4 separate regions of the Mus musculus genome follow, and regions 1, 3 and 4 are each linked to region 2. Evidence: chromatin loops called from intact Hi-C (ENCODE). Cell type or tissue: left cerebral cortex. All regions are shown on one strand.

Region 1 (8,000 bases), 51 kb before region 2:
AGCACCCACATGGTGGCTAACAACTGTCTGTAAGTATAGCTCTAGGAAATCTTGACTCCCTATTCTGGTTTCCCTGGGCATCAGGCATACCCATAGGATACAGATATGCAGGCAAAACATTCACACACATAAAATAAACGTAAGTAAATATAAATTTATTTTTATATAATAATAATAATAATAAATGTGTATATAATTTCAATTCATGAGCAATGAGCCTGGTGAGTCTGCCTCCTAGTCCTCTCTCCCCTTGTAGGGCTATAGAGCCACAGCTTACTCCAGCTTTGGGTCAGTGTGACATTAGGGTACAGGCCTTGTGGCATCCTTCCTTCTCACTGGCTAATTCCATGCTGACAGTGAAGGGAATCAGGAAAAAAACAAAACAAAACAAAACAAAAAACCCAAAAAACAAAACAACAAAACCTCTGCTGGTGCCTGCTTATCAACAGCAAGCTGGAATCACAGGGTCAGTGACATTCACTCCCCCTTTCTGTCTGGGGAAGGACAAGCAACAGGGTAGCCGGCTGTAGCAACAGAGGGTTGATATCTAACCTGGAGAAAAAAATTCCAGCTGGGCTTTCAGGCCTGAGGCTCCTAGGCTGGAGAGGTGAAAGGTTGGGGAGGAAGGGGCCTGGCTTTCTTGCAGAGGGCCTGCGTTACCTGAGGGTGTTTCTCTGCAGCCCTGGCCAGGTTATGGCTTCTTTGTGCAACGTGGTCTCCCAGGCCAGGACTGTAGGGTGGAACTCCAACACCCAACTAGGCAGTTCCCTCAAGGCCACTCCCAGGTAAGGGGCTGGAGATTCAGGCATTCAGAAAAGATGGCTGGCTGCCTAGGAACTGGTAAGACGGGTTTGTAGGCTGGCAGCTGCCAAGAGAGACCAGGAGGCCATGGTTAGGAGAAACGTTCAGAGTGGGCAGAAGGCAGTGTCTGTACCTGGAGTCCCCAGCTCTACATTGGTCACCTCCCGTGGGTATGCTGTGACTGGCAATCTCTTTGCTGATTGGGAATCAGCTAACCCCGAATAAAAGCTGAACCTCTGGGATTCTCCCAAGGCCCAGTTCTCCTATAAACACTTGATACCATCTGCAAAAAGGTTCAGACCCAAAATGTTTTCAAGCCAGGAGTATGGTTCAGAGGCTGTGCCCACGTGGTGGTGGTGGTTGTTTATGAAGGAATAATCTTTCCGTTGCTGAGGTACGGTCATCATGTCACTGTCCCCAGATGCTGTGTCTGTTGCATTCCTGGAAGCCAACTCTGTCCTTCAGCGTTGCCATAGCGCCTAACAGCCCTGCCTTCGCCAGCACACTTGAGGATTGACTCTTATTTGTTGATCTAAAATAATTTTTCGAAGAGAGATGAGGATTCCCCAGCCTGTTCTATTTATGGATTTTGCATCTGAGGAAATACCTGTTTTAGAACGTTTGTCTCACTTGCAAGATCCTAAATAAGATGGGCGTGGTGGCTCACGCCTGTAATCCTAGCACTTGGGAGACTGAGACTGGAGGAGAGAGAGTTCGAGGACAGCCTAGGCTACATAACAAGAAAAAAAAGAAAGAAAGAAAGAAAGAAAGCGTGACTGTTCCAGAGCAGCTTTTGGTTCTGGGGAAACAAGTTAATGTTTGTGAGAGACGCTCTAAATCAAATGCTCGAATGCCAGAATCTCCCGAGCAGCAGAGCTTTCCGGCTGCCTCCCTATCCCGTTTTCCCAGAACCTCTGCTGGGCAGAGCTGAGGCAGCTTGTTTGGGGGGTATCCCTCGCTCCACGCTTCCTTCCTCTACAGAGTTCAGCTGACCTGCGCCAGGCCAAACATTGTTAGCTCCTTCCTCGCTGGAGGAAAGTCCCTGTGGCCCATTTTCTGAGCAGTGCTTTTCCATCCTTTCGTAATCTCTCACTGTGACCTTGAGGGGCAGGGAGAGAAGGCTTTGGCCAGGGCGCCTTTCACGTGGAGCCCAAGGCCTGGTGTCTGTGTCCTGGTGTCATATACTAGCTGTGCCAACAGCCTACATCCTTCTGTGCTGGCACTGACCTGCATCCGGTGTGTGTGTGTGTGTGTGTGTGTGTGTGTGTGTGTGTGTGTGACTAGAGAAAGGCCCTGAAACGAGAGACAGAGTAAGAAAAAGCACAAAGAGTCAGTTGACTTTTCAATCCTAGAGGAGAGAGAGAGCAGGAAGAAGGAGGAGCAGGCGGAGAGTGACCCACACAGCCAGGTCACATGGCTGGTTCCTCTCTCTCTGCAGCCTTCATCTCCCCTCACCCTGGACAGGGTGGCAGAGACTTGCCAGCGTACCTCATCAGATGAAATGAAGGGGAAATCTGATTTGCCTCTAATTGGACTTACTGCAGGCAATTAGGGTTAAGCTGGCATGAGGGGGCTGCCAGAGAGGGGGATTTTCAGGGCTGCTTTATCACAGACCTGGGAAAGTCAGCCGGAGCTCAAAGTGGTTGTAAATCAGGATATTGACCTATAGTATCATCTTTAAATCAGACCATTTTGCCTGAAAATAACCAGTGTATGAACTGACACATTATATACATATATGTATATCATATACATTTATATATAATAGATTCCACTTGGCATACAGCTTGTGCTGTGTATATTCTAACTATACACTAATTATTGTTTATTCACTTGGAGGGTGAGATACACATACATTTATATATTGTGCACATAAACTGTATATAGGACTGGAGAGATAGCACAGTACAGAATACTTGATTAGCATATAAAAGGTCCTGAGTTCAAGTTCCACAATTGAAAAAAAGACCTCATGTATATGTATGTATGTGTATATAGATAGATAGATATAGATATAGATATGTAATCTGGTATATATTATATGATATAGAATATTTTTTAAAGATAGGGTTTCTTGCTGGGTGGTGATAGCACACACCTTTATCCCAGCACTGGGGAGGCAGAGGCAGGCGGATCTCTGAGTCCAGCCTGGTCTACAGAATTAGTTCCAGGACAGCCAGGGATACACAGAAAAACCCTGTCTCAACAAACAAACAAACAAACAAACAAACAAGATATGGTCTCTCATTAAACCCAGAGCTTACTGATTTAGCTGGGCTGGCTGGCCATCAGGCTTCAGGGATAAAAGCCTGTCTTCCCACTGTCACTGCGGTTAGAGGCATGTGCTCCCACGCTAAGTCTTTTACTCAGGTCGCGGTGCTTGTACAGTGATCACTTTACAGACTGAGCCATCCCCCAGTCCCAGGGCCACCACCTTCATTCAGCATCATACAAGTTCTCATTTGTTATCGGGACAGCAGTATGAATGCTTCAAATGCTGTATCCATGTGCGTGTGCGTGTGCGTGTGCGTGTGTGTGTGTGTGTGTGTGTGTGTGCGCGCGCGTGCACATGTGTCCAAGTAGCACCCGCAGCTCATAGCATTGTTCTTCTTAGGCCACCTAAATCTTCCCCTCCCCCAGGGACAGAGCCTGCCACCTGCTTTCGTTATAGCAACTGCCATTTCTGTTTCCATTTCTGGTGCCCAGTGACCTCGAAGAGAGCTGTTAAGGAGAAACATACAGACACATGGTCTTTATCAGCTGGTGGGAAGCTGCTTAGACACAATGTGGCCCCAGTGTTCCTGGCGACAAATGCAGCCTCCTCAGAGACAACATTTTCCTCTGGGTGTATTAAGAAGAACATATTTTCTACTATAGACCTTTTTATTTTGTTGGCACTCATCCACTCCAGCAGATGTTAATAGACCCGCTGTTCCGCATGTTCAGGGCAGGGCTGATTTTGTAACCTGGGTCCTTCATTGCTATTCTCCCTCAACAGGCCGACTGACTGACATAACTCCCAGGTGTGCAGACCTTCCTGAAGGAGTCAGAGACATGGGGGACATGGCCCCAACTCCTTTAATTCTGAAGAAGACTGTTATCCAGAGCCTGGTAGCATTTGTTCTGGGGTTACCTGCAAAGATCAAACCAACCAAACTTCTGCCGTTAGATGGGAGGGAAGAGGTACTCTGCCGGCCCCACCCTTACGAAGGAGAAGTTAGTATCTGCTAAAGGAGGAAGAATTTTTTTTTTTGAGGATGTAGCCATTAGCTACATAGGCTTTCTATGCTCCTGTGGATGGCTTCATGCCTGTGCACTACTGGACTTACTGGGTTGTCAAAAGACAAAAACAAAAATAAAAAAACAAACAATGTTGGGAGGACTTGTAGAAGAGATATGGGGGTGTGGTCATATTACATTGGAAACATGTATGAAATTCTCAAGAAAAAAAGAAAACCATGTGTGGATATATAATAGATCTAGTACTATATAGTACTATAAGTTAGAAAAAAAGAGAATTGTCCTATAACAAGTTCATTCCCCTGACAGCTACCCCTCCCACATGGTGACAACAGTAAGCTACAGACCTCTGACTAGGTAGGCTCCATCTTCCAGGGCCATACTGGGATGGTTTCCAATACCTGAATCTGGGAACACAGTCAAACTGTGGCAACACCGCCCTTCCGTCATTGGCTTCAAGACTCACCAGCAACGCCACCGATGGCTCCTAGTCTTTGGCTCTCAGCTGGCCAACGTTGCCACTTTGTGGCAGCTCAATCCTGTTACCTCCATTAGCAGTGAGTGCCCTTCTACCTGCTTCCCACGTGTTCACTCATCCCCTAACCTAGCTTATGGGTATTGAGCAATGTCACCTCTCATTTTTTGCTCTATTGCTAACACAGTTATCGGTCTATATTCACAGGGGATTGGCTCCATGAGTCCCAGGGATACTAAAATCTATAAGCACTCAAGTACCATGTCTAAAACATGGTGTACTCGCACAGACGCCACTCCTCTTCCTCCACTTAAACAATCTCTATGTTACATATAATATCGGTCACAATATGAATAGTTGTCATATTGTTTAAGGAGTCATGACAAATAAAACGTCACTACGTGTTCAGTGCATGCACAATTTTTTTTAAAAATATTTTTCAACGTAAGGTCAGCTGAATTCGCAGATATAATACCAATATACGTAGAGAGCAGACTTGTGTGTGTGTGTGTGTGTGTGTGTGTGTGTGTGTGTGTGTGTGTGTGTCCAGTCCTTGGCAACCTGTTTAGCAGTAGGAATAATACTGACACAAATATATAGAAAGGATCACTTAGGTTTCAAGCTTTCATGTAGCATATTGTCTGCTCAGTCATGTATAAGGCCATACTATACTCTTTCCCATTAGATGAATGCGGTTTAAGAGGAAAAGAAATGGCTTAAGGAGACAGAATGGGTGTTTGATGCCAGGGACCCACATGGTGGGAAGAGAAAACTGACCAGAGGAATGGAATCAAACTGGTTTCTCTGATAGGCTCTACGTCTGTCTTACAGATAACAAGCCATGGCCAACCGTAGTGTCTCTCTCTTTATGCTTCACCCTTCTGGTGTCCATGTTCTTTTCAAATGTCTCCTCAAATCTCTACCCCTCACCATTCTGTTTCCGCCATTCTAATGAGCATTTCTGGGTTGGGAAACCCAATGGTGGCTGTGTAATTTGTGAGGTGGTTTTCCTATATTTGTGTCTCACTAGATAGTGGTACTGGGGATTATGAGACCTTGTCAGCAAGGAGTGACACACGACACCAAGAAAAAGCACAGATAAATCTCAGTAGCCAAGTCTTCCGGTGGTCAGAATGCCCCTTTGTGGTTAAGCATCCTTGAAGCTAAGGCTAGGTTCTTTCTGCCATGTCGGAAGTTCAGGCCCTAGAGAACACTCCATGCTGCCAGATACTAACACTAATTAAGAGTCTACATCCTCAAAAGACTCCCAGCTTCATTATAACATCATTTGCGTGGTTGGTTTGACTCACAATTCCTTGTGAGCTTTTCAAGAGGATCGTGGGTCAGATATACCTTTCAGGGGAAATCTGATCCACCATGATTTTTTTTTGGGGGGGGGAGGTATATGTTATGGGATTTACCTTATAAATATTCACAAAAAGTCTTTAAAATGCAGAACACAAAATCTAGTAAGCTGCTATCCCCCACTCTGGAGTGCTCCTCCCCAGTATAGTATACCTTGCTCTGTACCTCCCTTGGCTAGATACGCTTCTTTGAGAAATGTCTCCAGCTCTTGGCTGAATTCTTTCCTTTGAGAAGATGAGATTCAGGGAGAAACCCTTTTTAGATTTGCTGTCAGTTGACTTCGGGATCCTTAGGATTGGTGAAACAAACAGGACAGTGGTTTTAGTGACTCCCTCCTCAACCGGGAGAGGACGCAGGCTCTTTTCCTATCACTTAAAGCATGTTCCAGGGCTCGGTCATCACCAGCTCCAAACTCACCTGCCCCTCTCTCTGAGTGGCTACCGCCCAGGCTTTCCCATCCTTGGATTGCCTGCCTTGATTTCTGCTTGACTCCAGCAGGGTTTTCTGTTACCCGAATCCCTGTTTCGCCTCTGGCCGATGGCCCCTACTGTCTCTTGGCTCCCTTGCTCTGTAATCTGTAGGTTGCATGTACCCATGGGCACTCAGGGAGTCTCCCAGACCCTGTCACATGGACCCAGCTGCCTCCGTGCTGAGGAGAGGTGCTCTAAAGGGACACACAGATCAGCTTTTTGACTCTGTGCCCTCGACTCCTTGTGAAAGCTCCCTAAACTTTATACAATCAGTCCAGAAAACAGAGATTCATTGTTTTGACCAACACAATGCCTAGAGGCTCAGAATTTTAACTGTCATACAGTTTTCCCTTGTGACCAGAAAGTGCAGTAGTGTCACGCTCACCAGGACAGAGCAGCTGGTCCTGAGAGTCAGTTGCTGAGTCTTTTTTTTTTTTTGACTCTTGTTAGCTTTCACCTTATTTTCTGTCCATTTGGCAGGGCTGGGGGGGGGGGAGGTGTCAGTATCACCCGTGGAAGTGTGAGGGGTTAGGCCCAGCTCACACATCTTATCTTTCTCTTTTTGCCTAGTCTCATACCTGGCTGAGCCTTGAAATTTCCAGTTTACCTGGGACAGGTCCAGGTGAGTGACAGAGCTTTAAGCTAGACCCAGGTCAGACTCTCTAAGCCTTTGCCTTCCAGATCCTTCCAGATGAAACCTGTTTGCATCAGTCCGATGAATGGAAATGGCCCTGTTGCTTTGTCTAAACCCAGGATTTGATCTATATCTTTGGTATAGATCTTGGGTCTTAGCTTGCTTAACACCCTCAGTTGGGGAAGGGGGGTGGGGCATGGCGGTAAGGTGTTATGTGTTCATTAGGGTAACTGAGTTCCCTTGGGAACTAAACACTTTATTACTGGATCACAGGTAACCTGGCTTTAAGGAACCAGGCTCCAGCTATCAGCAAACTCTGCCCCCACACAGTGTACCAAGTTGAAAGGCAAGCCAATCCATGCAGATTAGATTAACAACCTTACATAATACACCAGCTTGTTCACGGTGATTAATTACTGAATTCTCACTGTTACCCCAATCTTGGTGTACTAGTTCAAATTTCTTTCTTTCTTTCTTTCTTTTTTAAGTCTGCTGGTATTTATCTTCCTTTTTTCTGTAGTTGAAAGACTATGGTAGGAGCTCTTATTTTAACACTAAATGTGCATGGTGGCAACATGTTTTGCTGTGATGTGTGTAGTTGATTTGTGTGGGTTCCTTGTGAGTTTTTTTTAAGGTGTTATGGTTTGAACATATTAGGTCTTAGAGGAAAAGTACCTTAGTCGGCCCCGGCCAAAGCATGCCAAAAGGATCATATCACACAACAGATCTCACACATGAGACTTGGAGGTAGGGGGTATGAAAGACCATCTCAAAATGGGGACATGAGATATAGAGACAGACAGACAGACAGACTAGGAGACAGAAAAAGAGCAAGAGAGCCATCTGGAGGGGACCTTTTAAAGAATTGGCATTTAGTGATGACATAGTTTCTAGTTCTGAGTCCCTGAGGGCAGACTTTGGGAACACCTAGTTTCTCTTTCTTTCTTTCTTTCTTTCTTTCTTTCTTTCTTTCTTTCTTTCTTCCTTCCTTCCTTCCTTCCTTTCTTTCTTTCTT
Region 2 (8,000 bases):
GCTTAGCTCTTTGTTTAAGTTTTGGGATAGAGGCTCTGAGTAGTTGGTGCAGGGGAGAGAAATTAGCAACCACTGCTCGTTCACAGCTGGGCAGCCAAGTGGACAGCCCTGAAAGACCCAAGCTGACAGGAGAGAAAGAGGCCCCTACCAGTCTTGGACCAACAGCTCTTAGAGAAGGACACTCCCTCACCCCAACCCCCAACTGCTCTGCATCTGCCTGGCCTCTGGCCAAAGATCTGTGCACACTGCAGCGTTGGTATGCTTTGGGTGAGGCTCGTGGTCATAGCAACAGGAATGGGAGAGACCCAGTTCCTGGGAGTAAGAACTGTGGCCAAGATACAGATTGGGCAGGCTAGGGGTAGGGAGGGGAAGTCAAGGTTAGTTTTGCCTGAAGAATGGAGCCCTTTACTGTTGTGGACAGAGCCACTTCAGCCAGGGGCTACTAATGGCTGTTCTCAAGTCTCTCCTTTCTCCAAGTAGGTGTGGCTCAGGCTGAGTTTGTTAAACTCTGGTGAACGTTTTCAACCCACTGACCTGCTGATTTTTAGAGAGAATTAAGCACTGACCTACTTGCTGGTGGCACACAATCACATTTAAATATGCATGCACCTATTTTTTCCACAAAGGAGTTTTTGTTTTTGTTTTGTTTTGTTTTTAGGAAAAAGAGATGTTCTGTGCACATGTGGCCTGTGATCAGAACCGAGGGCTCACACTGGAGGAGCTGAGTTCTAATCCCAGCATCGACTCTTCCCCTCTCCCCGAGGGACTTCTCTGTGCCCTATTTTCTTTATCTATGAAATGAAATGATGAGGTAAAAAGCGAGAGGACCGGCTCCAGCTCTGAGCTTCTATGTCTATAGACCATGGGATAAAGGATAAGGGCCGTTTCTATTGTTGAGTCTTCTGTGTTTCTGGCTCATATTTCTTTGAAGCCAGCAGGTATAGCTAACGATTAGAAAAGTCAACAGACTTCCTTTTCAACTTTTGATCTCTTTAAATTCTTTATTTCTTTTAGAGCCGTTTCGAGCTCACACACAGTTGAAAAGGGGCACGCACAGAGATTTTCCACACAACCCTCAGGCACCCCCCCATTATTGCCATCCTAACAGGAGTGGTTGATTTGTCACAACTGATAAATACATCGACAGACTGTGATCACACAAAGGCCATAGTGTACAGCAGGGCTCTGTCTTGGTGTTGTTCCGTTTATGGGTTCACAGAGAGTGAATTAAGCTACGAGTCTACCAGGGCTTAGGGGATAAGAATACTTGCAAGGTAAGCATGAGGCTCTGAGTTCAAATCCCCACCACCTACATAAAAAGCTGGGTGTAGTCACACGCTCTCCTAGAGCCCCAGTGTGGTGAGGTAGCAAAGACAGGACTTCTGGGGCTTGCTGGACACCAGCCAAGCTCCAGGTACAGAGAGACTTGACTCAAAGGAATGAGGCAGAGAATGATAGACAGCTGGGTACTCAACAGGATCCCCTGGCCTCTGCATGTAAGTGGGAACATGCAGTAACACACAGACATGCACACACAACACACACACTCACACAGCATAAAAACTTAAAAGAAAAAAAAAGATACCCATCCCCTTTAAGCTGCAGTCGCCCCTCCCCCCGCTTCCCCTAAGCCTCTGGCAATAGTGGATCTTTCCTGTCTCCTTGGTTTTGCCTTTCTCAGAACATCATGTGGCTGGAGTCACACACAGTGTGTGGCCTTCACGGACTGGCTCCAGATAAGTTTCTAGTTTATTGTTACTGTTTGCTTGTGGTGATATGGGGTCTCAAGGACCTGGGGCTTCTTCTCTAGCTCAGGTTGCCTATGAAGGCAGCAATCCTCCTGCTTCAGCATCACAAGTGCTGGAAGAGGAGCATGACCCAATTATCCCTACCTCCTTGTCTCTCTTGCAAGTGTTGCATCGAAACTCTCTGGTGGCCTTGTTTTGGTGGCAATTGTAACAACTTCCTCATCTCTTGTCACTCTTTATCTGCTTATCCCCCAAATATCCCAGGATTCCTTAAGGCCAATCTCTCCCTCTCCCTCTCCCTCTCCTTCTCCCTCTCCCTCTCCCTCTCCCTCTCCCTCTCCCTCTCCCTCTCCCTCTCCCTCTCCCTCTCCCTCTCCCTCTCCCTCTCCCTCTCCCTCTCCCTCTCCCTCTCCGTCTCCCTCTCCCTCTCCCTCTCCCTCTCCCTCTCCCTCTCCCTTTCCCTCTCCTCCCCTGCCCCCTTTCCTCCCCTCCCCCTCTCCTGCTCCCTCTCCCCTCTGCCTTCCCCTCCCCCTCTCCTTCCCTCCCCCACCTCCTCTTTATCTCCCTAGATTATTTTCCTTTTCCCAACTGGTCTCTCACAGAAATCTAAGCTGCCAGGCCCTACATCTTCTCCCTCAGTGACTATCACCACAGGCCCAACAATTATTTATCATTTGGGTTTTTTTTTTAATCTCACCCCCAACTGTGCAAAAGAATCAGGCTGGAGATTTTAAAAGAAACAGAAAAATCAAACAAATGGCCCACACCTGCCTGGTTCAAGGGTCTTGGGTAGGACCTGGGCATTTGCTCTTTTTAGATCCCTGGATATTCTAATGTACAGTCACTTGGGAAGCCATGGTTAAAGGAGAATCAATGTCCTGTTACAGGTTGTAGGACATCCTTGGCTGTGACAGTAAAGGTCACGTTCTTGTGTGCTGATGCAGTTGCCTTGTTGAGGCATGGCTCTAGCTGTGACATCACTCCCTGAAAGATGGTCCTGTGAGCCCCAATTCCTGGAATTTCGGATTTTGTGTTATCCTCTCCCCTTAAGCCTGGGCTGCGCCTAATGACTCAGACCTAACCAGGAGCGTGTGTCAGAGTTGATGGGAGGGTACTTCCAAGCTTTTATGTCCTGTTTCTTTTGCTTGGCTTCTGGGTCCCTTCCCCAGCCCTTGCAGCATTCTTGCTCTAAGGGACAATGGCTAACAGTGATGGATGGCTCAGTGACAGGGAAGTGAGGTAGTGATGTCCTAAAGCCTGCTGACTTCCCGGTGAGTGAGCTGGAATTCACACGAGCTGCCCTCTGGTACAGCCCTGCATGACTAAGGCCCCAAACCTATGCAGACTGCAACCTCTGTCAGAGGTCTCCAGCTAAACCACACCTAGATTCCTGGCTCATAGGAGCCAGAAGATAGAGAAATGCTGTTAATTTTGAAGCATTCAGTTTTGGGGTTTGTTATAGTTTAAGCCTGTAATATCCCCCGCCATGCCCACTCCCCCCACCTCCGGGCTCCTATGTTGAACACTTGGCCCACAGCTGTTGGAGGAATCTTTAGAACCTTTGAAAACTACAATCCAGCTGGAGGACGGGGCAGGGGGGACCGGCCTGGAGCATTGCAGCTCAGTCCTGTCTTAGGCCTGTCCACCTCTGTACCTCATCCAAGATTATCTGCTACCTTGAGTCTCTGCCATGCCTTCCTGTGGAGATGGACTGTCCTCTGAAGATGGGCCAAAATAAACCTCCCCTCCTTTAAGGTGTGTCTTTAAGGTCGGATACTTTGTCACAGCCACAAGAAAAGTAACTAAAGTCACAGCAAAAATAACTTTATAATTCTTAAGAAAAAAACAAAAACAGAAACAAAAAACCAAAACAAAACCCTAGCTTCTTAAAATGAAGCACCTTCCTCTTGGAAAGGACAGACTAAATGTTGAGTTTAAGCTGTGGTAAGGTCTGAGAGAATGTTCTTGGGGATGGCTGCTATAGAGGCAGTGCCCAAGTTGTTGGGGGGTGGGGGGTGGGGAGAAGAAAGGGCAGATAATCAAGAAATAGCACCTTGTTGGCGAGGCCATTGCTTCTCTAAAGTGGATTTGTATAGAGAGGTCCCAGGAGAACCTCGTTAAGATGTTGATAATTTCAAACAGAAGCCTGTCGGGGCAGTGGTGGGGGCGTGGCGTATTCTGCAAGCTCCTAGTTGGTGTTACCGTTGTTCCTGTGAGGACCACGTGTAAGAGGCTAAGGCGTTAAACTGTATTTTTTGTCTCTTTCTGTGCGTGTTCCCCTTTAAATGTCTGCAGGAACACTGAGGGCGAGGCCTCCCAAGGGCATCAGCTGCCTTTGGGGAGTTTAGGAAGTGGAGCAGCGCCCTCTTGAGGCCATAAGGCAGAGGTGCTGGGAAGGAGGTCCACCAAAGGTCTGCGGAATCAAGCCAGGTAGCCATTTCCTAAGCCAAAGGATCGTCTCAGCTCGTTTTCTTAAACGGGCCTCATCATAGAAAGACATGAATCTTGGGAAACAGCTTCAGAAAAATCTTTGCGAGCTTTTGATGCTGCCTGGTGGTGGTGGTGACTTTTTTCTCCATTTCTTACAAATCAGTAGAATGTGTTTATTGCCATATAAATCTAATTTCCCCCTACACTAAATTTCTACCTTAGCAAGATGCAATTGATCTAAGCAGTGTGCTCATGGGGGTATGCCCTCCCTCGCTTGATGGGGACTACCTGCCTATCCCATCCCCCAAGTCCGAGATTCCATCTCCTCCCCACTTCTCCATCTCTCCTGGCTCCTCTGTCTTGACTTTGCCCATAGCCTAGCAGAACTCTCTTGCCTTTGGTCTCTGCTATGGGTGGTCCAAGGTCAAGCATGGTGAATGCAACATTCCAGACTTCCAAACACAACACTCTGGAGAGACCGTTCTCTTTCATAGACCTGTCTGTCCTCCTTTGGTTCAGTTCCATCTTCCTGGCTAGACACCATCCCTCACTGGACTCCCTCGCCGCCCGTGCTAGAGACCATGTTTTCTGCCTTCTGACTCAGTTCCACCCCCCTGGCCAGGCCACACCCTATTTGCTAGGCTCTGCTGCCTTAGCTAGATCACTCCCTTCCGGATATACCTCGCCTTCCAGGGCAGACCTGGTTAGACTCCTCCCTCCTGGATAGATACACAGGCACACAGTTAACCCCCACCTCTGGTTTTCTTCCCTACAGCTTCCTGGTGGAGGAGTTTGGCGGAGGCAGGGATTCAAAGCGATCCCTCAGGGTCGCGCTTCCCAGTTGTTTATGGGTCTCCTGAGAGCAACGGTTCTCACACTGGCCAGTTTCTCTAAAGAGGCAAGTGTTCTCCGAGCCCAACCTGATGACATAGATTTCGGGCCACCCCAGTTCTGCAGAATGCACGTCTCGAGGGAGAAGTCTGGAAATCTGCACTGCCACACTGTTCGCCACTCCGTTTACAGGCAGGCTTGAGAAGTGCAGCTGTGGCTAGCCTAGGACCCAGCCCAGACCCCCGTGGCCATTAGGGACGCCTCCAGTCCAGTCTCCCATCGGCACCCAGCTAACTGCTGCCTCTTTTCTCACTTAGAAGATTGAGGCCATCTGTTGCGAGCTTCCTGCATTTCCTGCCCCCATCCTTGACATTCTCCACATTTCCCAGTTTGCCTCCTTCTCCTTTCTTAGAAAATAAACATCTTCCCATGGCTGGATTTCTACCCTCCTTGACCATCTCCTCTGAAACGATGACCCCCCCTCCCCCTTTGATTCTTTCTCTGTACATTTTGGTCTTTTTCTCACCAATGGATTTTTCTTTTTCTCTTTTTTTCAATTAAAAAAAATTGCCTTATGTCTTTTTCTAAATCACAAAACATCTCTCAGTAAGTTGGCTTCTCCCTCAAGCTGCCAGCTCTCCTCCCACTTCCTTCATGAGAGCATCTCATCTCTGCATGGGTCTCAGCCTAGCACTTCCCCTTTCTGATCTCACAGGGTGCCGGGTCAATGCTGTGCAAAACCCCTGCCAAGAGCCTGATTCAGTGCCCTGAGCCACTAAGCTAGAAATCGGACTTGCAATGCTGAAGACTAGATTCCAGGTTTGTCCTCAGACTGGTTACCTCATGAGTTTTGCTTTCTCAGACATTGCTGCTCAGATCCAAGGCCACATCCTTAGAACCTCCTTACAAGCACACGGCACTTAACCACCATCTGTGTATCTGTCAGCTTTCCATTACCATCACAGAGCACCCGAGCTGATGAATTTATAACAAGCAAAAGGTTACGTTGGTCCATGATTTCAGTCCATCGTCACTTGGTTTTGCTGAACTTGAGCATGTGGCTGATGAAGCTGCCGGTCTCCTAGTGACCAGGAAGCAAAAACCAAACCAAACCAAACCAAACCAGCAACCACCTAAAATCTAATAACCTCATGCAACAGCTTAACTGCCTATCAGGATCCACCTCTTAAAGATTTCACCACTTTCAATTATTAACTCAAGCTGGAGACCAAGCTTCCAATACAGCAGCCTTTTGGGTGACACACAGCTAAGCCACAGCAACGTGAAAACCTAAAGGAAGCCTAAAGAGAATGGATAAAGTGACTGTTGCACATGGTCATGAGAGATGCTGAGCTCTACGAGAGGGTTTCTTTGCACAGACTTTGTGTAAGGACTACCAGGAGCTAAGGGACATGGAGACGGAATCCCCTTGTGGACTGGGCCCAAACTTGGTGCGTCCCAATCTGTATCTGCTAGCCTTGGCAGACGGTTTTTATTTATTGACCAAGCCAGCTCAGTCAGTCAACCGGGTCTCAAGGGAGGGAGTGGGGATTGAAAAGAAAAAGACAATTAGACAACATTATAACATGACTCCAATCAGACAACATTATAACTTGATTCCAATTAGACAACATTATAGCATGACTCCAACCAGTGCTAAGGCTAAAGCGGGTTTATTTTTCTCCAGCCTGCTTTTATATCATTCTAAGTACATGCAAAGAATAAGATCAGCTATAGGTTGAGGAACAAACAAAGCAATAAACAAAGTCTCACGATCACTGTTTCAAGGGGCTTATCAGGATCATCAAGATATGTGAGCCCACATCTATGTCCTGTCCCAATGTCAAATTCCTGCCAAGTTTCTAGAAGCAGCCCAATAGCTCTCCTTTCTTTCTCTCTCTCTCTTCCTTCCTTCCTTCTTTCCTTCCTTCCTTCCTTCCTTCCTTCCTTCCTTCCTTCCTTCCTTCCTTCCGTCCGTCCTCCCTCCCTCCCTCCCTCCCTCTTTCTTTCTTTCTTTCTTTCTTTCTTTCTTTCTTTCTTTCTTTCTTTCTTTCTTTCTTTCTTTCTTTCTTTCTTTCTTTCTTTTCCAGAGACTGAGTCTCACTGTGTAGACTGGCTGGGCCTGGTGCTTGTGAGTCAGCCTGGCCTTGAACCCATAGAGATCCACCTGCTTCAGCCTCCCAAGGGCAAGGGCCAGCACACCTAGCTTAGCGATCAGCAGTTCTTGAAGGGGAGATGGACTCTCTGTGCTGCTCACTCACCATGCCTGAGGCTTGGCTGCCTTTCCCACATTCTGCCTGATGATGAGCGAGTGTCTTTGAGGCATGTAGGACACAGAATGAGAAATGAACTCATTGAACATCAATGAAGGAAATCCACATTCACAGAGACTCCTTGCTTATTCCAATCAGAACTGCAAATAGAAGACAGGACGGCCCAGGGCCTTGATCTTACCCGTGATGGTTCATACTTTCTTCCAGATGAGCTTCTTTTATAGTTCTCTCACTATGATCTATAGGGTGCGGCTGAGAGAATTCTTTATGATAAAGACCCTTTAATTGAAGTCAGATTCTAGGATGAGAATAAGCAGAAAGGAAGATTGTCTGATTGATAATTCAATTATAATGTGGTGGGTTCAGACTAGACCGTTGGGACCAGGCAGACCCAGGAGTCTCTTCTGTCATTTCACAGGCATCCTGTGGAACCTCTGGTTAATGAAGAACAGGTCAAAGAGAAGCCTAAGAGAAGAAGAACTTTGGCTTTGGAGGGTAGCTGAAAAATATCACTAAATAACCGCCTCAAAAGAATTATGGTTCTTCTGGTGCCCGTAGCATCACTTCACTTGGGAAAGGCAGCACAGAGCCATTGTCAGGCTCTTACCCCCATCTCCAATCTCTATGGGCATCTCTATGAATTTAAACACCAAGTTGCATTCAGTATACTTTATGGCTTGTTCTTTTTTGTGTCTGTGGTGTCTAACACAATTCTTAC
Region 3 (8,000 bases), 510 kb before region 2:
GGTGCCAGGCCTCGGGAGGTCAAAGGTGAAGGCAATCGTTTGCTCCATCTTCACAGGTGTGTGCAGTGACGGTGCTGCGGGACTCATGGAAAGGGCACATTTGGAGCTTTGGGTGGAGGCAGGAGACTGGCCACAGGAAGCAGCCTTGCACCCGACATTGGCTCACCCTGGTCATACACAGTCACATACCGGGTAAATCAACAACCTCTCCAGTGAGCCACGAGCGCTTCCCACACCCCCACGTTCATCCCACTCCTGTCTAAGGCAGACTCTGGAATCTCAGGGGGCTGGCTTAAGAGCCTGCTTAAAAAAAAAGTCTGAAAGAACCCCTGGGGAGGTGGGGTGCTGCTGCATCTCAGCAGGGTGGCCAGCACCCCACTTTTCCTAACTTCATGGTTCACTTTATCATAGATTCGAATCGACACTTTGCGCCTTCCATGCTCTCGAGCACATAGAAAGCCCTTCCGTTCTTTTTTTTACGATTCTGAACTCTTTCTCTAGATCAAACTCAGAAGCCAGGGTGGGGCCCCCGGAAGTCCCAGGTAATGCTTGATCTCAGGAGTTAGAGGTCAAAGGAGGCAACACAGCGAGACCCAACTCAGATATATGGACAAATAAATACTTGAGTCCAGACTCAGGACCCAGCAGATGGTGTGAGGATGTAGAGGATCGAGGGGAGACAAAACAGACTCCCACTGGCCAGTGATCCGTGGACACCTGTTGGGTACCTTCCCTTGGAGTTTGACTTGTGATCTATTGGATGGGGTGCAGTTCCAAGAACAGCCGACAGAGGACGTCAGCATCCAGGGTCACAGCAGCAGCCCCACCACAAGTGACAATGCTGGCTTCCTCAATGCCCAGTTCTCTTTTAGAAAAAGAAAAAGCGACAGCCGACATGTCCCAGAGAGAGACGACATCACTCTTGCAGTAACTACCTTTTTGTTATTTTTATTTTTTGAAACAAACACGCTCTCATTGTTGCGGTCCAGGATGACCTTAAATTGACCTTGCTGATTCAGTTGGCCTGAGGGAGGGAGGTCACACCATCACTGTTCCAGGGCATCTGGATGCTCCTCGGGTGACGAATGTGTGGTCACAGATAGACAGAGAATCACCAACCTTGGAGGAAAGGACTTGGGAAGGAAGGCCAGAGCTACAGACAGGCGCTCTGTGGGCCCCACACTGATCATTGATTAGGGCCTCCCAGGTCATCCAATCAGAAAGCAGGGTGGGTGGGGCCAGGTTTGGGAAGAAGAGTTAAACTGTCAGTCAGGCTCCCCTGAAGAGGCCAGACACCGAGGACATGGGAGTGAGGCCTGCCTGATGGAGATTGCGTTCGATTCTTTGGATGTGAACCAGCCTCATTTTGTCCGGGTGCCCCACTCTGTAGGGTCCTGGTAGTCAGGTGTTCTTTCACAGTGACAAGTGGTGGCGGGGAAGGAGACAGGTGTCTTTTAGTCCCCCACCTCCACTCCCACTCCCCCCAAGGCCTCCTCCGTAGCTGGTTGTGGTGGCACGCACCTTTGATCCCAGCACTCTAGAGGTGGAGAGAGAGAGAGAGAGAGAGAGAGAGAGAGAGAGAGAGAGAGAGAGACCTCCATGACTTCCCAAAGACAGGAGAGTAAGCTTATGCAGCTGCTTTCTGCAGGCAAGAAATGGCCCTGTGTTGGCCTCCTGCCACAGAGTAACCCCGAGTGAGGACGCCTCTTTCAGGTCCTCTGAGGGAAGGCCGGGGTGAGGCCCACACAGCAGCTTCTCAGAGTTCGAGGCTGGTTGGCCACCCCTTTGCAAGGCAGCCAGCCTACTTGGGATTTTCACAGCCATTGTCCCTGACTGCTACAGCTGATCAGATGAGGACTTGTCATGTGGTGGGACGGCCCCAGAGTCCCTGGCTGTGCTGCTGCCAAGAGGGACCTGCAGATGGTGCCTTTGGATTTGGACTTGAGATATTTTTACTTAGTCTACTTCTTGTTTTGCTTCGTAAGAACCTGCTCGACCCCACTGCCTCCGCCAGCCTCCTGTCTCTCCTGCCACTGCCTCCGCCAGCCTCCTGTCTCTCCTGCCACTGCCTCTGCCAGCCTCCTGTCTCTCCTGCCACTGCTCGGCACTCTCCTCATTCCTTCCTGGCACATCGCGCCCCAGTCTCCATGCTTCTATCCTTCCCTTACACCCCGGACACAGGATCCGTGCCTGGCACAGGTAGCAAACATCTGCATTTCCTTTCTCAAGGCTGAGCTGGTTTTCATACTCACCTCCAGATCTGCTGTCCCTCCAGCTGTACAAGGGCCTCCCTGGCACCACACTGTCCTGTGCTCGTTCCTAAACCAGTCCTTGCCACCAGCTGGCTCTTTGCAAATAACCACCCACATCACTGAACCAAACGGAACTTCTCCACCGTCCTTTCTATCACCACTGACCTCCGTGCTCCCCTATTTTCTTCCCAGGTCCCCACCTCAGGGAATCAGTCGCCCACTCTCCTTCCCACCGACTCTGCAAAGTTCTCCCTCCCTCTCCTCTTTAGCAGCTGAAAGCCCTTTCTCTCTTGCCTTAGTAACAATTCTCTCCTCTCTGGTTCTCTTGTATCTGCCCCCTTTAGTCCCCAAAGACTCCCCAGTCCCCTGCACCCCTCCCCCTCAGATGACAGTCTAATCTCTCCTTTTCTTGTCAAACTCTCCCGCTTCATTTCTTCACCTCCATCCCCTCCCGGCTCCTGGTGTCAGCCTCTACCCTGGGAGGCTGGCACAAGGACCACACACACTGCCCCCCTTTCCTCGGGCAGTTTCTCTGAACTCCACTCCTCCCTCCTCCCCACCCCGCCCCCGCTGCTCCGTTACCAGGTCTTTACTCTTTCTAGGTCTTCTCCCTCCCCCACTTTCTGTTTCTCCCTTCCTCCTCTTTGACCCTTCCTTCTTCCTCTTCCTTCTCTTCCCTCCTTTTCAACTCTCTCCACATCGGCTTTTAACTAGTTCGCCTGCATGACTCACTCCCGGCTGTGGCTCTCAAGAGCTCCCTAGGTTTCCGTTGCGCCACCTAGAGGACTTTCTGTGAACAGCCATCCCCTTTCTTGTTACACCGCCAAGTTTTCATGGGGATCACCCTCCTGATGACAACTTTCCTGGGGACCACCTTCTGGGTGGTGGCTTCCTCTTGAGGATCACTTTCCTGGGCCCCAGTTCCCAGAGACCACCTCCTGTTTCCACCCTCCTGGGATCCACCTCCTGTGGACCAGTGCTAGGAACATGACCTGGGTCCGTTCTTCTGAGGATCAAGGCCCAGGAACCTTCTCTTAATAGAAAGACTATTAAGGATAAGGGTTGGTGATATACCAATGTGATAGTTTCAGGGACTGGGAGAGGTGACTCTTCTGCCCACCTTTTATGGTCTTTCCAGGCAGTGAGGGACATCTGGCTCATTTGCTACATGAATAGCTTGTGGCCTGACATGGGGACTGGGTGCAGGCTGGCCAGGAAGAAGAGACCCTGGTCTCTTAGCAGGACAAGCTTCTAGGTTTGCTCAGCTCATTCAGTGACCTAGTGGGGCCACTATCAGTGCCTTACCTGGGGATCTGCTGGGGAAGAAAAGAGGAGGAAGGGCGACTAGCAGCACAGGCTAGGTTCCTGAGCTAGCCCCAGAGTAGCTGGATCTGCCTGCACATAAGGCCACTGTCTGGACTCCCGTGAGCCAGGCTGACATGTTCTCATTTGTGTCAGAGCTGGTCTGGTTTGGATTTTCCTCAGTTGCTAACCAAGGCTCATTTAGGAACCTCTGACAAGACAGGACGTGCAATCTCGTGATCCATCAACCTAGGTCCTCCGTAGGCTTCTTCGGCTTATCACAGCCTCATCTCTCCCAGGCCCCAAATTACACCACTGATGTGTTGACTTAGCCCTCTTGTGTTTTTCAGCCACGCAGCGATGAGTTTGAGCTTGCCCTTGCTCCTCTGAGCACTGCCCCATTCCAACTTCAGTCCCTCTTGCCTAAGCCAATGGCTGTCAATTTAACTGGACGTACGATCAACCAGAAGGCAAGCTGCTGGGGGTGGGATCCACAGTGAGATTTCCTTGATTGCTTGAAGTGGAAAGGCTCACCCTAACTGCAGGTAGCGCCTTCTGATGGCCGCACACAGATAGGACATGGAAGGACAGCCATCCTCCTGCCTTAGATCCCTGCATAGCTGAGATCGCACCTGGCTGAAAACTAGGTCTCTAGAGAAGAGAGAGGGGAAAATTCTCTCCCCACTGTTTGAACAAAGTTCCATACATTACATCACCAGCTCTGACTGAAGGACATGTGGGTGTCAGGAGACAGGGAGGCCCAAAGTTTCAGGCGGATGGGAGAGCCATGGTAGTATTCTGGAGGACCCAGCTGTCCGAGTGAGTACCAAGGTTGAACCCCGCCACAGTTGCTGAGAACATTTCTTCAGAAGGATAAGGAGCGGGTGGGGTGGGGTCACCTCACTGTACTGACACAGAGAGTGTGAGAACAGGCTGGGGAAGAGGCTAGACATTATGGAAGAGCTGGTGGTGTCACCAGATCTCAGAGAGCTCTTCCAGTCAAAGCAATGCCCCAAAGTCGAAGGTTAGCATAGAATCTGCGTTAGCATTGTCCTGAGTCCCTGTGGTCCACATCTGCAGATATAAGCAGCAGTGGATGGAAAAACATGTATTAAAGCCGGGCAGTGATGGCACACACCTTTAATCCCAGCACTCAGGAGGCAGAGGCAGGCGGATTTCTGAGTTTGAGGCCAGCCTGGTCTACAGAGTGAGTTCCAGGACAGCCAGGGCTATACAGAGAAACCCTGTCTCAGAAAAAAAAATTGAAAAAAAAATTGTGTGAAGATATAGTGGATGATTTCCCTGTCATTAGTCCTTAAACAATGTAACTAAACAACCATTCCCACAGCAGCTGCTACTTTGTATTCCGAGCAGGTAGAGGGGCCTCCTACTGAGATTTCAACTTGATGAAATTGACTCCCACAGGTTGTCCTCTGACCTCTGTGTGCACACACATTAAATAAATGAAAACATAGAAATTATGGGAAGAGGTGCTCAAGGTCCATGCAAACATGATACTGTTTAGATAATAATGAAAACTGTCGCACCTATTCTCGACCAGCAAGAACGACATGACCATCAGTCCTTCTAACAGCAGTTTATTCAGCAAACTTCCGTCTTCATCTCTCTCGCTTCAATTTTATCTCTCTCAACTTTATCTCTCTCTTTAACCCGGGCCTCTCACTCTTATATACTCTCAGCCCTCATTCACTCACGGCAGGCCATGTCACCTCACCAGGCATGCAGCTTCAGCCAATCAGGGCAGCAGGGGCATGTCTCCACCAAATATGGACTTGTTTAAACCGCCAGCATCATGGTGCACCTGTGCAGCTCTCACGATGGTCGTGGCTTATTTTCAGGTGTATGAGGAAGTCAGGTGCAAGTCATAAGACTTAGCTGCAGTCCTGGGCGCCAACTTGGGACTGCTGCCACACCCGCTCCTCACAGAAAACTACTGTTAGCATATGAGTATTTCCCTGCATGTGTATCTGTGCGTCAATGCATGCTTGGTGCCTTTGGAGGTCAGATAAGGATGCTAGATGAGGTTCTCTGACACCCCCCCCCTTGGACTAGACTTACATTTGGTTGTTGAGGTACCATGTGGATGCTGGGAATTGAACCCGGGTCTTCTGAAAGAGCAGCTAGTGTTCTTAACCAATCATTCCTGTCTGTCTCTATGATAGCATTTTGTAGAGAAGCCTTGATCATCTTCCCAGTGATACAGAGAGATGTCTGCGGAGAGAGGGCAAAATCCTGGACAGTGTCCAGCTTCTGGAATTGTGGCCGGTAGACCTTCCCAAGCTCCAGAACCTGGAATGTTTAACCTGGCTGCCTGAAATCCTGGATCAGCAGGTCTGAAATGGGATTTCCAACAAGCAACCGAGGGACTTGTCTTACAATGTCTGGATGAGGGTGTGGAAGGCAGAGACACATTTCTTTCTTTCTTTCTTTCTTTCTTTCTTTAAACATTCTCTGCCCCCACCCCCACCCCTGCTCCCTTGGGCCCATTGGTCTTTTAAATGTGTTTCTCATTATGGATGGTTGTGAGCCACCCTGTGGTTGCTGGGATTTGAACTCATGACCTTCGGAAGAGCAGTCAGTGCTCTTAACCACTGAGCCATCTCACCAGCTCCAAAGACACACTTCTGATGTTCCATCTTGACATAGCAGGTGTGAGCCATCACTGCAGAGCTTTAAAAAAAAACATCTGTCGAATGGCACTTGTGATGCATCAGGAGAATGGGGGCCTCACCAGCCACCTGGGGTAGGAGGGCACACCACACCACATCTGCCTCCAGAGTTGACCGGAGCCATGTGTCCTCGTTTTATGCAGTCACTGTCCTTTTGGTGGGCACACATCCTCCAGTCATAGACACCTGACCCCGTGCACGTGCTGGGCTGTGTGTGCGATAGGCAGTTTCACCCTCACAAGGCAGATCCTGTCACTTTCCTCCACCCCTGCTCTGACAGGAAAGGGTTTTATTCCTCCTCAGCTCACTGGACTGGCAACCTAAGACTTGCACTCTGCAGGGTGAGCAAACTGGATGGAAAGTAAGATAACTGCCTTTGGGTTTCGCTGCTTCTTTCTTTGTTTGGTTTTGCTTTTTTTTGAGACAGGGTCTCTATATACAGCACTAACTGTTCTGGAATTCTCTACGTAGACCAGGCTGGTCCTGAACTCACAGAGAGCTGCTACCTCTCTCTGCCTAGCCAGTAGTACAATTAGAGCCACGGAAGCAATATCCGGGGCTGCATTCAGTTTTCATTGCTTGTTTTATCCCCCTTCCCATTTCCCTGACGCCCCTAACTTTTTCATGCATAGTAGGACTACCATTTATGTGAGAGAGTTGTGTGGTGTCTTTGTGGGAAGGCGGGGCTAATGAGCAGCTATACATTCCCCACCCCACTCATCTGAGAGCCTGGGGTCCAGCCCTCACCATGTTGTCAATTCCTGTGAGAGGCAGGCAGGACTCAGGACAGCCCACAGTCAAAGCCAGGCAGGTCACTTCCCTATTTGGCTCCAGCTTCCTTCCCCTGAAAGAAGCGACTGCTGTGTTCCTTATTTAGGACACTGACTTTGGCAGCTTTGGCTTGGAGAGCACTGGTTTGTTGTTGTTAACGAGCAACCTTCAATTATAGGTTTAAAATAAACCCAGCGGTTCTCCCTGCTCACCCCTCCCTCCCCCGCCTCCTTGGGAGCGGGCAGGCAGCCGCTGGGCGTGGCAAACGTCAGGAACCCTAGAGCGGATGGACAGAGAATGTCCCCCATAGGCGCTGGCATTTGAACACTTGGCAGTTTGGGGAGGTTTAGGAGGTAGGACTTCGCTGGAGGAAGTATGTCATTGGGGGCAGGCTTCCCTGCTTCAAGCTTGTGGTTCAGGATGCGAGCTCTCAGCTGCTAAGCCTGCTGAGTGCTTCCACCTTTCTGCCACGATGAACTCCGCATCCTTCTGGAATCGTTAGCCCAAATCAACTTTTCTTTTTCACCCACGAGTTTACCTTGGTCATGGTGTTTTATCAGAGCCGCAGACAAGTAACGAATGCAAGCCTGGAACAAGCACGATGAAGCTATTGCCTACTAGGTCTGCCAGCAACTGAGGCACGAGTGCAGCTCAGAGCGTCACTCTTGAGTCTTTGTCCCTCCCGATTTTATACTCCTCCACCCCAAAGGCTGACATCATCTGGCTCTGGAGTTCCTCCCCACAGCTTCTGAGGTAAAGACTCAGTTCCTTGCACATTATGCTACTGGAAGATAGAGGGATTTATTTTTAAGGGGCAGGGCCAGTAGGAGGAAGTGAGATTGTTGGACTGTGCCCTTCAAGAGGCCCTAGGGAGGCTGGTTCTGCCTTCTATCTCGTTGCTTCCTGGTTGCTGTGAGATAAGCAGCTTCCACGGTTACAGTTGGCAGTGAGACTACTGACCGTGGCTGGAAGCCTCCGAAGCTAT
Region 4 (8,000 bases), 580 kb before region 2:
TGCCTAGTATGTAAAGGCCTTGGGTTTGACTCTTAGCACCACAATAGGTAAAAGTCAGACCGTATCACATCCATGCCAGACTGACTGACTGGACTCCTAGGATACATGGTAGGCAAGTGCTCCACAAATGCACTGTGTGCCCAATTATTATAATCACCAGGAACAAACAGTTACAGTAGCCAACAGTACTATATATATATATACAGTGTAACACAGTCCATGATGAAATTATCCAGTCTCACCAGTGACTTAGTATAGGAGTTACCAAAACTTACTTTGTATTCCAGGCTGGCCTTGAACTTGGGATCCTTCTAAACCTCTTCTTCACAGGTAGCTGGGGCTACAGTACTGTACCACCAGCTCAGCTACACTTCTCTAGTTACCAATGAGTTTCAATATTTTTCCCCCTGCTGTGCTGGGAAGCCAGGAACAGACCCCAGAATCTTTTGTACGCCAGCCAAATGCTTTACTATTGAGCTACATTCCCAGCCCCATTTCTGTTCCATAAATGGTCTACAGTTAATAGTTTAGTTGTGGCTTTTCCTTTGTATATTTTTAAGTTCATTCATCTTATGACACTTCAGTAACTATTAACATTTACTGATTATTGAAAGAATCCAAATACAAGAAATTATGAGAAATATGAAAAGCACAAAGAAAGAAAAAAAATCAGTAAAAGCCAGGGCTCTAAGACAATATATCCTACAGAATCACAAAGCCTTTTTAAAAAACTACATGGCCTGGAAAGATGGCTCAGCCCATAAATTATTCTCATTCAAGTCTGAGAACTAAGTTCAGTCCTCAGCACCCACATAAAAAGGCAAACTCAGTGGCAAACATCTGTGATCCCAGCACTGGGGCAGATGAGAGAGAGAAGGGTGTCTGGAAGACATGAGCCAGTGGCTGGCTAAACAGTGAGCTTCAGGCTCAGTGATGTCAGGACTGGAACTGGATCCCAGCACACACATAAGAACCTGCTTAGATGTTGTGGATCCCTGTTTAGTTATTTATCTGTAACTCCAGCTCCAAGGGAGGGACTTGGTATCCACTTCTGCCTTCCCCACATGCGCACAGGTATGTGCACACACATGTGTATACACTCACACAGACACATCCACACACATAAAGAAAAGATGAAGTGGAGAACTGTTGAGGAAGACACCCGGCCTGTCCCCCTCTCCCCCCACACACACACTGGAACACAGACAAGCAGATAACACAGATTTACAGAATTCCTTACACACCTGATAGTTACTGCCGCCATTCCAGGTACAACCCTTGGTGAGTTTTCCAGTTGCATCGTCCAAGTACCAATCATCATCATCATCATAGTCGTCTTCCTCATCGGTCTCAGCGTCGCCCTTCACCTCTGCTGCAGCATTCTGGAGGCTTTTAAGTAGAACGCCGCCATCTTCTGCATGGATTGGCTGCAGTTCTTTGTTTTCACTAGGAACAAGAATGTTCTGGCATGTTTATCCATCCTCCAAAGGGAAAAACACACACATACACACCTTACGTTCCCCAATCTGCTCCGTCTTCTTAACATCAAGTTCTCTGTCTCCTCATCTGCAGCAATGCTTTATTCTCCACGTCCGTGTACCGTCAGTGGGTGTTGGCTTTGCTTTTGCCTTAAGTCAAGTTAGAATTTACACTATCATCTTGGGTAAATGAACTGACTCTGACTAGTGCACAAGACCAGACTCTAGTCAAATCATTCATACACCTACTTTCAGGGGTGTGTGTATCAAAATTTGCCTTTCCTTAACTCTCTGTAATACCAGGAGCCGTAGCAAGACACTCCTAAGACACAAATAACTCCAAATCACCTTTATTTATAAAAGGAAGCAGTGATGGAGAGGCCCAAGACTACACAGTGAAGTGGGCCAAGTATAGGACAACAAGGGGGGACTATCAAGAGAAGTGGTCTAGAGAGACAAAAGTACAGCCAAAGGGAGGAGAGGTTCACAAAAGATGCAGACCCTGTTGTTACTGATCTTCCTAGTTTTTCAAGAAGCTAAAACACTCAATATTTATGTAATTTTTTTCACATAATTGCCAGGTTCAATTTTTTTTAAAACATTGTACATTCCAAACAAAACATATTTACCACCAAATTCAATAAAATTCAATTCAGTGTTGCTAGCTTTGACCTTTCCTGCCTCTGTGTCCCAGGTGCTAAGATTAAAGATGTGTGTACCTCACCTGACCATAAAAAGAGCCATTTTTTTTTCTTCTAGTTCTGAGGACCCAGAGCCTTTCCCTCTCTAGGTAATCACTCTGCCACAGACCTAATCCCCAGCACCTCAGGCCGCCCCGCCTCTCCCACCCCCTTCCCCTTTGTTGTTTAGTCTTGTTTGAGACAGAGCTCCCTGTTGGGTCTGGCTGCCCTGAAGACACTATGAAGCTAGAGCTGACCTTGAAATCATCAATATCAGATGCTTCTGCTTCTAGAGTGCTGGGATTAAAGACGCTGTACCACCACACCTGGCCCCCAATGGGTCTTAAATAAGTTCAGTCGTCAACTCCAATTTATTAATTGGCTACAGCCCACAGGGCTTTAAATGCCCACGGGCATGAGTAGGAAGGAGACTATCATTTGATAGCTGCAGTTTACTAGGGCTTCATAAGTATCATACATAAATTACTCTTCACTTACAAATCTAATAATCTAGACAGGTATGTTAAAGGCACAACTATGTGAATGCTCTCAACTAGTCAATCCTCTGCTGTGAGGTTGTCTTATGCGGAACTACCTACCAGATACCACTAGTGTCTCAGCCCAGGTGTGACATATAAAAATGTCTCTGGATTGGTGCAATGGCAAAATCAGATCCAGCAGAGGACCATGGGTGCAGTCTCACAATATCCTGCGTGTATGGGGCCTGTGGGCAAAGTAAGCTTGTCCCTTCTTCCCACTTAAACGCTTCCGTAAGGATTTCTCTGAGATGATGTGCCCATTCCTCAGTGGAAGGCTGGAAATCTCCAACATCTCCGGCTAAGCCCTACTTACCCTCTATTTACCATATGTTATTGATCACTCATTTTTTTCCTTTGTACTATTCACCAATTTTAATTCAAATAATTTACCTCGTGTGAATATCTATCTCCCCTAGCAGAGGCCAACCCCTGTGGCAATCAAAACGGTAGTCACCAATATTTCCCTACCACTCGATCTGACACACAGAGTGGTCAATATATATACTTATCACAACCGCTCACAATTGATGAATAAAATCTTCCTGACTATAAGGTACGCAAAACTCTTTGTTGTTTCAAAATGGCTATGTGTAAATTCTCTTTTCTTTTGAACGGGAAGTTTTCCGTCACTGCTTGCTTTTGGACCTCACATCCAATTTCACCACAAAACCTCAACACTGCTACCTCGAAGTCGTTCTACGACAGCAGCTCTAGGAGCCATCCGGTTTGAAGCTGGTTATTTATTTATTTACTGATTCTCTGCTCCACTCCTCTCTACGAACATCTTCTACATGACTCACCAGTTCCTTTAATTCATAAATCAAATGACGGATGCTCTGTCGCTGCAAAAGCCCTCCTCTGGCCTGTAAGACCTGAACAGGATCTTAACTCCTCACAGTCACTTGGAAGGCTCGACCTGGCTGGCCTCCCTTTTTTGCCTCAATTCTCTCCGCTACGCTGTAGGTGCTAGCCTCTTGGTTTGCCCTCCTTTCCAAAAAGACAGTAGTGACTTGATTTGTCTTGTTCATCATACTCGCAGAGGTAAAACTTTTGCTCACTGTGTATGGAAGCCTGTATGAAGAAAAGAAAGGAAAAAAAAAAGGCCCACCTTCCTCAGTGGTCCCCAACTCTTGCTTCTCTGCTAAACGTCCCGGGACCCACTGACAGGTAGGTAGCTTTCACAAGCTGCTCACCCCGAGAAAAATCCAAAGCCGTCAGCTGTCAGCTCCCCGAGCCCAATGTGGAGCTGGCGGAATCGGAGGAGTCCCTGTGTCACCACCGGCCGCCTACCTGTCTGAGGAATCCGCGTCGTCAAATTGCCCGGGGACCACCGAAGCCATCCTGTCCAGACTGCAGTCCATGGCTAGGGGTGTGAGCCTTCGGCGCCCCTGAGGCCGCGATCGGAAGAGCCTGCTTCCCACCTAGAGGATCCAAACGCGTCTCCGCGATTCCCGCCCCTCAAATCCCTCGGCAACCGCCAGGCCCAAGAAGGCAACGACCAGGCGCCACCGGGGTGTCAGGATACAGGGTTTCGGCAAACGCGGCCACCAACAGGCCGGAAGTGCAACGCCGGAAGTATGCCACCAGCAGGGCCTCTCCAAACCCTAGTGCCCTCAGGGAGCATGCGCGTGACGGTGGCCGGGAAAGACCAATCCGCGATGTGAAGTGGGCGTGGTGCGTTGTTTGTAGCGTGGGATGTGTAGCTCTTGTTGCTCCCCAGCCTTTCGTTCTTGCTCCACCATGGCGTTTACGGTCATAGGAAGTCAGCCTGTTTTTTTTTTCCTCCGGCTGCTCCTGAAGACTTGCGTCCTCTGACCTTCTTCCTCTGGACCCAGGTGCGGTCCGGAGGACGTCACACTGGGGCGTTCGAGCGCCCTGCGACGCACCAGTTGGTGCCCTCGGTGGGGACGGTTGGAAGGTGTTCTCCCTCCCGCGGAGCCGGTGTGCCGGGAGGAAACCCGGAATCCTTAGCCTGAGTCACAGAAGCTCGATGGATCATGGAAGTGAGCACACTTTTGCTCTCTAGAAACGTTGGTGCGTTGTTTTGAGATGCAATGATACAAGTGGTTGGTTTTTGTTGTTTTTTTTTTTTTAAGTTGGGAAGTTCAAGGTTTTTTTTTGCGTTTGGCAGGAACTCTTGTGACACCTCTTTCTGCCTTTATTAAATGTTAAAATGTTAAGTATTATCTAGCGCGCGCTTGTGTATGCGTGCTCCGTGAGTGAAGTTCAGAGAATAACTTGAGGGCTTACTCCTTCCACCTTGGGCTCCGGGAACCGAACTCTGGTCGTCCGCGCTTTTTCCTGTTCAGCCATCTCACAAGCCCTCATTATCTTCAAACGGTTTTAACTCAAGCCGAGCGGTGGTGGCACACGCCTTTAATCCCATCCCTTGGGAGGCAGAGGCAGGCGGATCTCTTGAGTTTGAGGCCAACCTGTTGACAGGAGGGGCTACACAGAGAGACCCTGTTTCCTCGAAGAAGAAGAAAAAGAAAAGAAAAAAAAAAACAAACAAACAAACAATGGATTTAGGTAGAATGGCTAACCAAGCCTGGGTGGTGGTGGCTTGGTTCAGCACCTGGTTGGGCCAGTCACAACTACTATAATTCCGGTTCCAGAGGATCCTACACACACATGGCACGGGTATACTAAACAGGCACATACATTTTTTAAAGTGTAGTTGCAAGTCACAGGCCCATGGAAAAGAAACATTTTGCGTTTGGAAAGTGATTTAAGGCACTAACACATCCCTGTCATCGAACAGGTAGTGTTTATTTGCAGGACGGGAAAGGTGAGCCCAAGGTTGAGTCCTCCAGCAGCCCTGCCTAGCTTCCTTAGCCTACTTGGTTTTTTACAGTTTACCAAATGATGACATCGATTTGAAAACGTCTTCAGTAAATAAGTAATCTAACAAAGTCATCCAGGCAGACAGGTACTAAGGATAGACTGAGACAATCTGATAATATGCCACTAGAATGGGGGGTATTTTCAGCCTGTGTTTTAACTGTGTAGACCAGAGTTTCTTAACTAAAGATCATGGCCCCATAATGGGGTGGGGAGAGTCATGATAAATTCTCCACACCCAAAACTTGATTCATAATTTAAACGGTGGGGTGAATCTGACAAATTTCGGGCAATATTCACCCATGATAACTTCACACAGCTTTCACTGTTCTCACCACTATACCAACTCACAGCAGCAAACTGCCTGAAATACCTCTGTTCAGATTTGAAACTTATATGTTCCTGTTAGGGTCCAAGAATAGCTGAAGGAAGACCCCAGACTCAAATAGGATGCACAGGCAAGAAGAGTGTTTACTGAAGAAATTACCAGCATTCAGGGGCCAACCATTTATCAAAACGGCAACCACCTGAGGGGCTCATGGACCCCTTTAATGGAGGGCTAAGAGAATTTTCCAGAAGGATTAGGTAACCTCCAATAGGGGGGCAACGCAGTAACATTAGTACAATTCTGATTGGTTGTTAACCTAGTTTCATTGTAATTGCTGAGACCAAAGAATTTTGGAAACCAGCTCTGTTCTGGCCTTGTTATCTCCTCCAGCTAGGTGGCCTCCAGCAGTTCCAGACTTAGCCTCCCTAAGTCAGGGCCATCTGACTGAAGGCCCATTGTCAGCAACTCCTGGGGAACCCAGTGTGCCTCCCAGGAAATGAAAATTTTATTCCCAAGGCTTTGGACTTCTCATTATGAACTGCAGAGTTTTTTTTACTGTACATTGCAGTTTTCTGGTCTTACAGAAATAATCGTTTCATTACAGAAAGCAGACCTAATGTTTTCCTGGTTCCATTTCTCAGCAGATAAATATTAAAATAGTATATCTTTGGATGGTATTATGTCAGATAAACACATCTAATTAGTATGTAAATTTGCTTTCCTATTTAACAGGTAGTAAAATTATATGTATATCAAAAGAATTTTAAAATAAATTTCTGTATAATTTATTATCAGTAAGTGTTTTGTTTGTAATTCTACTTTATGTGCATGTAAACTTTACATAGTGAGTAGGAAAAGTTTTAAAAGCCATGAACTAATCTATCCCACTAGATGTAAAAAGAGAAGACTGTAAATAGGAAAATCAGGGGCTAGAGATGTGGGTGCAGCTGGGAAAGTGCATACTGCTCAGACAAAGGACTGGAGTCTGGTTCCCAGTGCTCAGGTCAGGTGACCCCCCTCTTCCTGTAACTCCAGCTCGGACACCACTGGGGACACCACTGGCTTCCCAGGACTCCTTGAATCACAAGCACAGACATGCACAGACATACAAATACATGCACATACATAATTACATCTAATAGGAAAATTAGGCCCAAGAAAGAAGAGAGCTGGCATGGAACAGGACTGGTGTGTGTGCAGGAAGTATTGAGAAACTCTAGACTCCTTGCTGGACAATTACAATGTGGATATGGAAAGTTAGTGACACCCTTGCAGCTTAAGACTGAACAGTAGACAGTGGTGACTTATGAGAGAGCAACGCAAATATACCATCACAGAGACTGTAAAGCTAGACAGTTGGTGCGCTGGCTTTTGCCAGCTTCATACACTATTTGAGTCACATGGGGAAAGGAAAGCTCGATCTGGGGGCTCTCCATCAAACTGCCCTGTGGGCATTTCTGTGGGGCAATTTCTTAATCATGTATTGTTGCTGGAGGGTCCAGCCCACTGTGGTCTGGGCCATTCCTGGGTTGATGGGCCTGGGTTGTTTTTAAAAAGGTAGATGAGCAAACCAATAAGCAGTGGTCTTTTCCAGTTCTACTTGAGTTTCTGCCGCGTTCCCTCAGTGATAAACTGTGAACCAGAAGTAGAAGCCACAACCCTTCCAAGTTGGTTTTGGTTATGTTTGTTTGTTATAGCAACAGGAAGCCAACTCTGGAAGGTTCGAGGAGAGGCACAGGCTCAGTCAGACGGCTGGGATGTTAGAAAGCATCCCTTTGTACGGAGTAGTACTGGGTAAATGATGTGGATGTAGGGTTTGAATGCCTCATGGACAAACAGAAGAATTTGGATTTTATGGCTACACCTACATATCCTATCTCCTGATGGATGTGTATAAGAATACAGATCAGGGGGCTGGAGCGATAGATAGCTCAGCCATTAAAAGCTAGGTGCACAACCAAAAATATAAGAATACAAATCAGGACTGGAGAGATGGCTCAGTGCTTAAGAGCATTGACTGCTCTGTCAGAGGTCCTAAGTTCAATTCCCAGCAACCACATGGTGGTTCACAGCCATCTGTAATGGGATCTGACGCCCTCTTCTGGAGTGTCTGAAGACAGCTACAGTGTACTCA

The links. Hi-C counts contacts between places; a loop is a spot of excess contacts. Peaks named below come from ENCODE experiments on the same cell type or tissue, not always from the same donor. Only the 100,000 strongest peaks of a DNase experiment are listed, where the experiment ranks them.
Region 1: it touches region 2 in a loop (7-fold over the local background); 2 of 42 quality-filtered maps call a loop at or near these places.
Region 3: a loop joins it to region 2, with 2.5 times the contacts of the local background. A loop is called at or near these places in 13 of 42 quality-filtered maps.
Region 4: it touches region 2 in a loop (5-fold over the local background); 9 of 42 quality-filtered maps call a loop at or near these places.

What each region holds. Positions count from the first base shown.
Region 1 is chr13:37,500,125-37,508,124 of GRCm38, reverse strand. The region is part of intron 2 of Gm30863 (a long non-coding RNA gene); the gene reads left to right. Among named protein-coding and RNA genes, the nearest start is that of Gm29590, 4.5 kb to the left of the region's middle. In left cerebral cortex, no CTCF peak of the experiment used is centred here; no DNase peak of the experiment used is centred here.
Region 2 is chr13:37,449,422-37,457,421 of GRCm38, reverse strand. No RefSeq gene overlaps it. Among named protein-coding and RNA genes, the nearest start is that of Gm4035, 18 kb to the right of the region's middle. In left cerebral cortex, CTCF peaks have their summits at 4,126 (motif pointing left) and 5,216; DNase peaks (open chromatin) are centred at 4,100, 4,841, 5,229, 5,734 and 1 more place; H3K4me3 peaks cover 1,191 bases; H3K27ac peaks cover 3,278 bases.
Region 3 is chr13:37,958,578-37,966,577 of GRCm38, reverse strand. It overlaps Gm52041 (a long non-coding RNA gene), which reads right to left and starts at 300. Exons shown (of 2, transcript XR_003950625.1): 1 at 1-300. In left cerebral cortex, CTCF peaks have their summits at 794 and 3,046 (motif pointing left); DNase peaks (open chromatin) are centred at 1,949, 2,270, 3,013 and 7,151; H3K4me3 peaks cover 529 bases.
Region 4 is chr13:38,033,519-38,041,518 of GRCm38, reverse strand. It overlaps Cage1 (cancer antigen 1), which reads left to right and starts at 4,582. Exons shown (of 13, transcript NM_027724.2): 1 at 4,582-4,700. Riok1 (RIO kinase 1) reads right to left here and starts at 4,530. Exons shown (of 17, transcript NM_024242.3): 1 at 3,988-4,530; 2 at 1,245-1,446. The coding sequence starts at 4,058. In left cerebral cortex, a CTCF peak has its summit at 4,240; a DNase peak (open chromatin) is centred at 4,336; H3K4me3 peaks cover 2,269 bases; H3K27ac peaks cover 1,205 bases.